Linked DNA regions of Homo sapiens: region 2 is linked to region 1. Evidence: read pairs that join two places in POLR2A ChIA-PET (ENCODE). Cell type or tissue: GM12878. All regions are shown on one strand. Links, peaks and the distances in the headings refer to the core of each region. The heading gives the core; the rest is flanking DNA.

What was found. Peaks named below come from ENCODE experiments on the same cell type or tissue, not always from the same donor. Only the 100,000 strongest peaks of a DNase experiment are listed, where the experiment ranks them.
Region 2: POLR2A ChIA-PET joins it to region 1 with 5 read pairs; 12 of 35 experiments call an interaction of 5 or more read pairs at or near these places.

Annotation. Positions count from the first base shown.
Region 1 is chr12:4,134,120-4,138,512 of GRCh38, reverse strand. No RefSeq gene overlaps it. Among named protein-coding and RNA genes, the nearest start is that of LINC03141, 120 kb to the right of the region's middle. RefSeq lists an enhancer at 3,177-3,782. In GM12878, for the core only: no CTCF peak of the experiment used is centred there; a DNase peak (open chromatin) is centred at 2,432; H3K4me3 peaks cover 543 bases; H3K27ac peaks cover 2,047 bases.
Region 2 is chr12:4,259,641-4,264,033 of GRCh38, reverse strand. All of the region lies in intron 1 of CCND2-AS1 (CCND2 antisense RNA 1), which reads left to right. Among named protein-coding and RNA genes, the nearest start is that of CCND2, 12 kb to the left of the region's middle. In GM12878, for the core only: no CTCF peak of the experiment used is centred there; DNase peaks (open chromatin) are centred at 1,783 and 2,203; H3K27ac peaks cover 1,664 bases.

The sequences.
Region 1 (4,393 bases), core at 322-4,321:
TACCTAATGTAAATGACGAGTTAATGGGTGTAGCAAAGCAACATGGCACATGTATACATATGTAACAAACCTGCACGTTGTGCACATGTACCCTAGAACTTAAAGTATAATTAAAAAAAAAAAAAGGCTGTGGATATTGTTTCCCAAAGTGTGTTCCTCAGGGTATTTAGTTCCTGGTGTTGTTAATAGGCATTCCTTAGGATGGGGAAAAAAGAGTGCCCTGGAAAAATAACATTGGGTTAAATAAAGTTTTTTTCCTTATTATTATTATTTTTTTGGTCGTGGGAGGAGTTTCCTATTTTGGGTATTTTTTTGTTTACTTTTGGTTTTGTCTGCAGGATTTCTCAGAGCTGTTAATATGTCCATTCCTAAGACTTGGATAGTATGAGGTAACTCTGAAACTTGCTTTACCTTATAGCTTTTTTTTTTTTTTTTTTTGAGATAGGGTCTCACTCTGTCACCCAGGCTGGAGCACAGTGATGTGATCACAGCTCACTGCAGCCTCGACTTCCCGTTCTCAAGCAATCCACCTGCCTCAGCCTTCTGAGTAGCTGGGACCACAGGCTAATTTTTTAATTTTTTTTGGTAGAGATGGGGTCCCACTACGTTGCTCAAGCTGGTCTTGAACTGGACTCAAGCAATCCTCCTGCCTCAGCCTCCAAAAGTGCTGGGATTACAGGTGTGAGCCCCTGCGCCTGGCCTCATCAAACTTTTTGAGTTAACAGTATATCGCGCAACTTACTCTGGGATATTCTGCTCCAGTGATGGAAAGAACTTTCCTATGTTGAAGTGAAGAAAAGACTGTGGGTGGGGGACTGGGCGATATGCCCTTCCTGGGAGGTCTGAGCCTCTAGTCTGCCACCCACCTGTTCCTAAAAGCTCTTTGAAAACCCTTCAACTGGATTAAGGCTTTCATTAACTTGCCTTTGTTCTCAGTGATTTGACCTTGGGTGAACTGCTCCATTTCTTTATGGCCCTTCCATTTTCTCCTCATTGAACTGGGATAATGGTCCCCAATGCAGTCCTGTCTTCCCGGGGCCTTTGGAGTCCCCAAAGTGTTTCTGTATGATATTTCCCTGAATTGTTCTGTATTATTTCCTCTGCAGCTTCTGTCTCCCCAGCTGGGTTGAAAGCACCTTGAGGGCAGTGGCCCTTCTTCGGATAGTGGTTCCAGGCTCCCCTAACACGGTGATAAGATGTAAACATCTTGGGGGAACCTCAAGTCTGGGAACTGGATTTGCTTCCCCACTCTGCCACTTAATGGTCACGTGACAAATCACTCAAGCTCCTGGAGGCTTATTTCCTTCTGCTTTAAAACAGTGGGGCTAACTGAGCAGAGGGAAAGTGATTTATAAACTCAGTTTCCATAGAATCCTAGTTATTTTTATTAGTCATTTATCCGACACATGCTAATTGTATTCCAGGCATTGTGGGAGATGTTGCTTCTGGGTCATCCACCTCATCTCTCCTTGTCTCTATTCGCCCATAGGGTGATGATCCTGGAAAATCATTCTTATAACGTCTGTGAGAAGCTCAGCACTCTGAAGAGATACACAGAGACTGTTCACATGAAGGAGTAACGGGTGACATCACATCAGCTCCGGTCCCCCAACCTTCCCTTCCTCTTAGGGGCAGCCATATACACAACCAAAAGCAAGCACACGGGACAAACTACTTTTTATTCTAGAAAGAGAAAAAGGGATTTCTGAACTCAGGTAAACTGGAAGTGAGGGATGTTGGGGGGAAGGGAAGGATCGAGGCAGAAAGGAGGGCCCAGGGATGAATGGAATTGCAGGGCCCAGCGGCAGAGCAGACAGACCCCCAGCACACATGTCAAACCCAAACAAGGGAATGTTTTGAGGCTGTGCGTCCGGCATGCCTCCGTCCCAGCCCCCTTAAGGACCACCCTGGGAAGTTCTCTAGAAAACCCATCCATCACAGACAACAGTCTGCTTTCTTTCCCCGCTGGTTCAACATCCATAGCACAAAAATGTGCTTCACTAATGGAAACCTTGTGCTGGGTTCTTGGAGCATTATGGCAGTGAGCGGCAGAAGAGGAAGTGAGTGTGTTTGAAAGAACACACACACACACCACGCACACACACACACACACGCATACACAGAAACAGGCCCAAGCCCCCTGTCCACAAATTCATGCACACAACCATTCACATAACTGTGGATACACAGAGGTGAACAGGGAACGCCTCACGACACTGGGACTGTGACAGCAACAACAGCTGATGAAGTCATTGCCCTCCAGCTCCCCCATCACCAAGAAGGGATGGGCGCCTCCCGCTTCTGTGTTTCTCAATGATTCAGTGTGTCTGGCTGGGGTTTTCACTGGCTCTTTCATACATTGTTGGAGAAAAAAAGAAAGAAAGAAGGAAAAAGATCAAATTTCAGTTCCCCTCAATTGCTCTGGGTTTGTGCAACCAAGTGTCATTGTGAGACTTCTGCCGCCCACGTCCTCAAAGGGCCCAGCACGTGGCTCAGTCTGCACCTAGACCGGGGCAATTAGTAGTTCCTTTTTCCTGTCATGAAGGGCAGCCCAAACATCAAAGGTCCCCATGTTGTTACCCTATCAACTGGTTTAGACCACGAGGCTGACTGAAGGCAGAGGCAACCAAGAAGCACTTTTGTATGTGAATAAAAAACAAGTATGGAATGTGGGCCGGGCAGGTGGCTCACGCCTGTAATCCCAGCGCTTTGGGAGGCCGAGGCAGGTAGATCACGAGGTCAGGAGATCGAGACTATCCTGGCTAACGTGGTGAAACCCCATCTCTACTAAAAATACAAAAAAATTAGCAGGGCGTGGTGGTGGGCACCCGTAGCCACAGCTACTCGGGAGGCTGAGGCAGGAGAATGGCGTGAACCTGGGAGGAGGAGCTTGCAGTGAGCCGAGATCGCGCCACTGTACTCCAGCCTGGGCGACAGAGCAAGACTCTCTCTCAAAAACAAAACAAAACAAAACAAATAAAACAAGTATGGAATGTGGAAAGAGCAGAGCCCTGGCCTAAACCTCAGGAGAACTAAGTTCTAGCCCTGGAGGCGCTAGGAACTGGCTGTGTGACCTTAGTCAGGTTACCCAGCCTCTCTGATTCTTAGAGCTGTCTGCTGTAAAATGAACAGGGCAGATAATGACAGTCTCCGAGGCCCTCCATTTCTGACCTTCTGTGATGAGAATGTTGTTCACTGGTTGCTATCTACATGAATGAAGATTTGCGGGGCATGGATAATACAAAACAATGGTGAGCTAACTTTAATGTTTTCTATTTTACTTTGTTTGCCTTTGGAATGTAACCAGAGCACACATTCAGACACTCACAAACTTCCTTCCTTCCCTGCCCCCTTTCCCTGCTCCTCTGTTTGGCCCTCCTGGCCAGGGGTGGGGGTGGAAGAATGTGAGGTTGGCTGGAAAGGCCGAGAGGATGCAGGAAGGTTTCTGGTTGGGGGCACGGAGGTTGTGGGGGAGGGGTGCTCCAGGGACCTGAGAATCGATTAGCTATAAGATCATTTTAATCCCTTCCGCTATCCAGAAAGGTGGGAGATTGTGAATAGCACATTCCTCACGCGAAATACCGTATATCCTTGCCTATGAGAAGCCCCGGGAAAAATAGTAGTGTGTTTAAATGATGAGCCTCAAGGAAAATCATCAGAGAAGTCCTCCTTCTTGTCAATTGTATATTTCAGTTTTCCTTTCCAGCCAAGATAGGGCCCCTGCAAAATCACGATTCCTAGGGCAGTCGTCATGCTTGTGGGGGTGGAGACTGGGAAGAGAGACAGGACCTTCATGGGGAAATAAATGTGCTATTTTTCTATTTTTACTCCACCTTGGCTTGGAAAATAGGATACTTTTCTTTTGCTGCAGCATCTCATATGTGAGCATATACGGTAATGGAGGCATTCCAGAGTCCAGCTGATAGCCAATCAGGAATTGGGGCCTTTCTGCATTTTTCCCTTTAAGAAAAAGTTTTGGGTCCTCTCAGGAGCAGCAAATCAACTGCAGTCTGCAGAGTTACCATCCCCTCCCCCACCTCCCACCCACCATCATGGGGACGGGGCGTTCGTGTTAGTTAGGTCAACCTGGGTCCTCTTCCTAGGGACAGCCCCGTGAAACACAAAGTCTTAGGTTTTGAAAGTAGGGTGCTGGGGATGGGAGAGAGAGGCTGGCAGGGGCTGGTGGCTGACCAGCTGGGGCCATTGCTTGGGGTGAGGGTGGTTGGAGGGAGAAAGAAGGAAGAGAGAGAACTCCGGGATGACATGCAGCTATGGATGCTCGCGTGGGTGTGCATATACGTGTGTGTGCGTGCGTGTGTCTCCCCACAGGACTGGACCAGTAGCAGGCTGGTGGAAAGCATGAGCAGCTCCATTCAGGAAGGGGAAGCAGCAG
Region 2 (4,393 bases), core at 76-4,075, 130 kb before region 1:
GCTTAAGGAAATCTTAGCAGGTTAGTTTAACCTAAAGCTTAAACTAACCTAAAGCTTATTCCTACAATTCAAACAGAGCCCCCATCAGAGCGCATATAGACACGGTTTGGAATGGACCCTAACTTGCAGATCCTTCTTTAGGTGACAGTCCATGGACCTGGTGAGCCTCTTTAAACAAAGCTCGTTCTGAGCTACCCAGAACCATGGAGCATCAGCTTGCTCCTTTAGTGAAAAGGGAATTAAGCAAATTTTGCGGAGTTGCAATCTTTGGACAAGACATCCCCTTTTGTTTCCTGGCAAGTCTTGATAACCAGAAACAAGCAAGGAAAGATTTCTGCTGTATCCCACTTTTCTCCCTCACTTTTCATTGCTTTGAACATGGGAGAAACATCATCTATTGAGATTACATGCACTCCAGTAAAGTCCACTTACATGCAAATTATTTGCTTTACAGAATGATATGTTTGTAGACACGTTTCCTTTTTAAGGTGTGGCTCCTACAAAAGAGAAATTCATAGTAATTAATGAATAATTATATCTGAGATGGTTTTTAAACAATGTGCTAGATAATTTGTAAAATGTATGGTATATGGCATGGAGAGAGTGCTAGATAATTTGTAAAATGTATGGTATATGGCATGGAGAGAGTGCTGGATTTGGGGTTAGGAGAGATGTATTCTAGTCCTCATTCTGCCACAAGCTGTGTAACTTGGGGCAAGACTTAAACAAGATCACAGCAACTTATGATTATAAGGAAACTTCATAGGTCTCCGAGGTCATACTCCCATCTATCATGGCAGTACCTATTCAGTTAAATGATTTACTAAAGGTCACACAGCTAGTTAGGGGCCCAAACATCCTACCTCCTGGCAATTTTTACCCTTAAGTGCTGTCTCCAGCCACTGAAACGAGGCAGAACAAGCCATCTCCCTCATTTATACTGACAGCTGCTCAGATATTTGAAAGCGCCATCTCTTCATCTTCTGTCCCTTAGACTGAATTACCCTTTCTCTTTAGCTGTTCAGCTGGACATTAGACCACCAGCAGGCTGCCCTCCTCTGGATCCTGACTAGTTCACTGGTATCCATCTTAAAGTGTTGTGTCCTTCTTAATGTGTGGCTAATGAGAGAGAGCAATTTGGAGCAACTTCAGAAACCTCGGACCATCAAGGCAGTTACAGAAGAATACAATAGGGCGTGACTGCCATCTTTGCATTCTCCACCCCAGGCTCCTGGAACAAGCCTCCTCCAGTACCACTGGGGATACTGGTCTAGAGAGGAAAGATAAAATAGTTATCTCTTCTTCTGGAAGCTGATCTCATTAATGAAACCCCAGGTTGCACTCCATTTTCTCATCTGTAAATCAGGTGAACTAAATGAGGGATCATTTTACCTCATCTGTATTCTGTGGCCCCAAAGAATAAAACTAGTGTCACTGATTAAACATTAGAAGACAAATTTCTGGGCCCAGCGTGGGGGCTCACACCTGCAATCCCAGCACTTTGGGAGGCCGAGGGGAACAAATCACTTGAGGTCAGGAGTTTGAGACTAGCCTGGCCAACATGGTGAAACCCCGTCTCTACTAAAAAAACAAAAATTAGTTGGGTGTGGCGGCGCAGCCTGTAGTCCCAGCTGCGTGGGAGGCTGAGGCAGGAGAATCACTTGAACTGGGAGGTGAAGGTTGCAGTGAGCTGAGAACACGCCACTGCACTCCAGCCTGGGCAACAGAGCGAGACTGCGTCTCAAAAGAAAAGACAGATTTCTGTTTGTATAATGAGCTTCCTCTGCAAGTCATCCCTGCACAGTGGGGTTGACTTCAGGAATCAGGTAAAGTGCCTATGGCAACTCATTAGGATGTTATGAGGGGACCGAATAGTCATTTATTTGCTCTTAGCCTTGGTTTCCTCATCTGTAAAACTGGAATAATAATACCTACCAAGCAGGGTGATTGTAATGAGTAAATGTTTATAGTATGTTTAATACAGTGCCCTGGCATAGTAAGCACTGAAACAAAGCTAAGTGGGTTTTTTAAACTTTAAAGTAATTAAAGTCTATTGTGTTGTGTTCTTTCAGAACCAATTTACCTCTAGGAGTGTGTGGAATTATTAATGTATGTCATATACTGTGTGAAGCTATGGGACTTTCTGTACCAGATCTCAGCTCTGGGGGGTTTTTACTTTTTCACTTCACCATGGATCAGTCACTCAATGACTGTGGCCAACATGCTGTAATCTCAAACCAGTCTATTCTGAACTCCAGATTACTACATGCTCACTGACATGTACTAAGAGGTAACCTTCCAACTTGAGTAGAAGGCACAGGAAAAACTCATCCACAGAATCCCAGAAGTGCAAAGAACCTTAGGCATCCAATCCAATGTTTCCCAAAATGAGGAAGGATATATTAGTTCATTTTTGCACTGCTATAAAGACATATCCGAGACTAGGTAATTTATAAAGAAAAGAGGTTTAATTGACTCAGTTCCATGTGGCTGAGGGGGCCTCAGGAAACTTAGAATCATGGTGGAAGGCAAAGAGGAATCAAGGACCTTCTTCCCATGGCAGCAGGAGAGAGAAGTGCAAGCAAGGGAAATGCCAGACACTTATAAAACCATCAGATCTCACGAGAACTCACTCACTATCATGAGAACAGCATTGAGGAAACTGCCTCCATGATCCAATCACCTCCCACTGGGTCCCTCCCTTGACACGTAGGGATTATGGGTATTAGAATTCAAGATAAGATTTGAGTGGAGACACCGCCAAATCATATCAGAGGAGGTATATGGAGGAGCATGCATTTTGCATTTTAGTAATTTGAGGTTTATTCTAATGAGTATTAGGAAAAAAGTAACATTTAAACTCATAATTTCACAGATATTATGATGGTATTTAACTTTATAAAGGGAATTGATTTTTAAAAAATTAATTTGAATAAGTGATACGTAGATACAGGTTTTTTAAATCAGGAAGGTTGTATGCAAATAACTAAGATTTAGGAAACATTGCTTCCTTAAAAAACTCCAGATCAGAGAGGGACAGCAGCTCACATGCACCCAGGATCACACAGCCTTTTAGTGACAGAGCTGGGACTAAATTAGCGTGCCTCACTACTAAAACTACGGAAGTTAAGACTTTGCAGGGATTCTTCTCATTTAAGCAGTATTGTTACAATTTTTTCATTCTTTCTGTTTTCTGACAATATTTCATTCACTTATTGTTTCACAAATGAATTCTGCCCTATGAATGACATTAGATACTTCTTATTGCTTACTTTTGCTTTAATGATGCTCCCTACTTTGGGTTTTTGGATCGGGTACCTTGCTTTTCACCAGACCTGTGACTTTTGCGTCCCTAGGTGGGTTTGCATCTGTTTTCTCACCTTCTCAAATTTCTCTGCCTTTTCAAAGTCACTTTTGAACTTATCTTTCAACTACCTGAAGTGGTGATACCAGTTGGTGCTACCAAGAGGCTGACTAGAAAAAGGAAAAAGAAGAACAGGTGAATGTGCTGTCCATCAGGGACTTTGAAAAGCTCTAACATATTCTTGACAATCTAGAAAATCACATGTGTGTCTATGGCTCTGTGCATGCCCAAGAAAGACCTGAGAAGGTGCTACTCTTTCACCAAACCAGCTGACCTGGAGGCTCTGTGCAGGTAGAAAGTGACAGTGGACAGAACTTTAAGCTTCCCACCAGATTGTTGAAGGCATGCTCCAACAGATACAGAGTCCTCCAGCAAAGGCTGGGAAATGTATTGGTTTAAAGCATTTAAGGAAATCTCTGTCTAATCATTAGCTGACCAGGAAGCAAATCAAACAGAGAATTTAGTGGTTGCACACGACCAAATATACAGACTTTATAGAATTAGTCCAGGAAAATCACTAAGTAAACAACAACAATAAATTCAGCAGGATGTTGGGGGATTCTGATTTCCAGAGTTGCTACCTTGTATTATTTTAAATGTTTGGTTTTCAATAAAAAATTATGAGGCACACAAAGAAAGAGGAAAATATGGCCTATGCATAGGGGAAAAAAGCAATTAATTGAAACTGTACCTGAGGCAGCCCAAATGTTGCACTTACTAGACAAAGACTTTAGCTATTACAAATATAAATATGTTCAAGGCACTAAATGAAACAATCTCTAAAGAATTAAAATATAAGAAATAGAGAATGTCAGTAAAGAGGAAGAAATTCTTTAAAAGAACCAAATAGAAATTCTGAAATCAAATAGTAAAATAACTAAAATAAAAAATTCACGGCCGGGTGCGATGGCTCACACCTGTAATCCCAGCACTTTGGGAGGAAGAGGCAGGTGATCACGAGGTCAGGAGATCGAGACCATCCTGGCTAATACAGTGAAAACACGTCTTTACTAAAAATACAGAAAATTA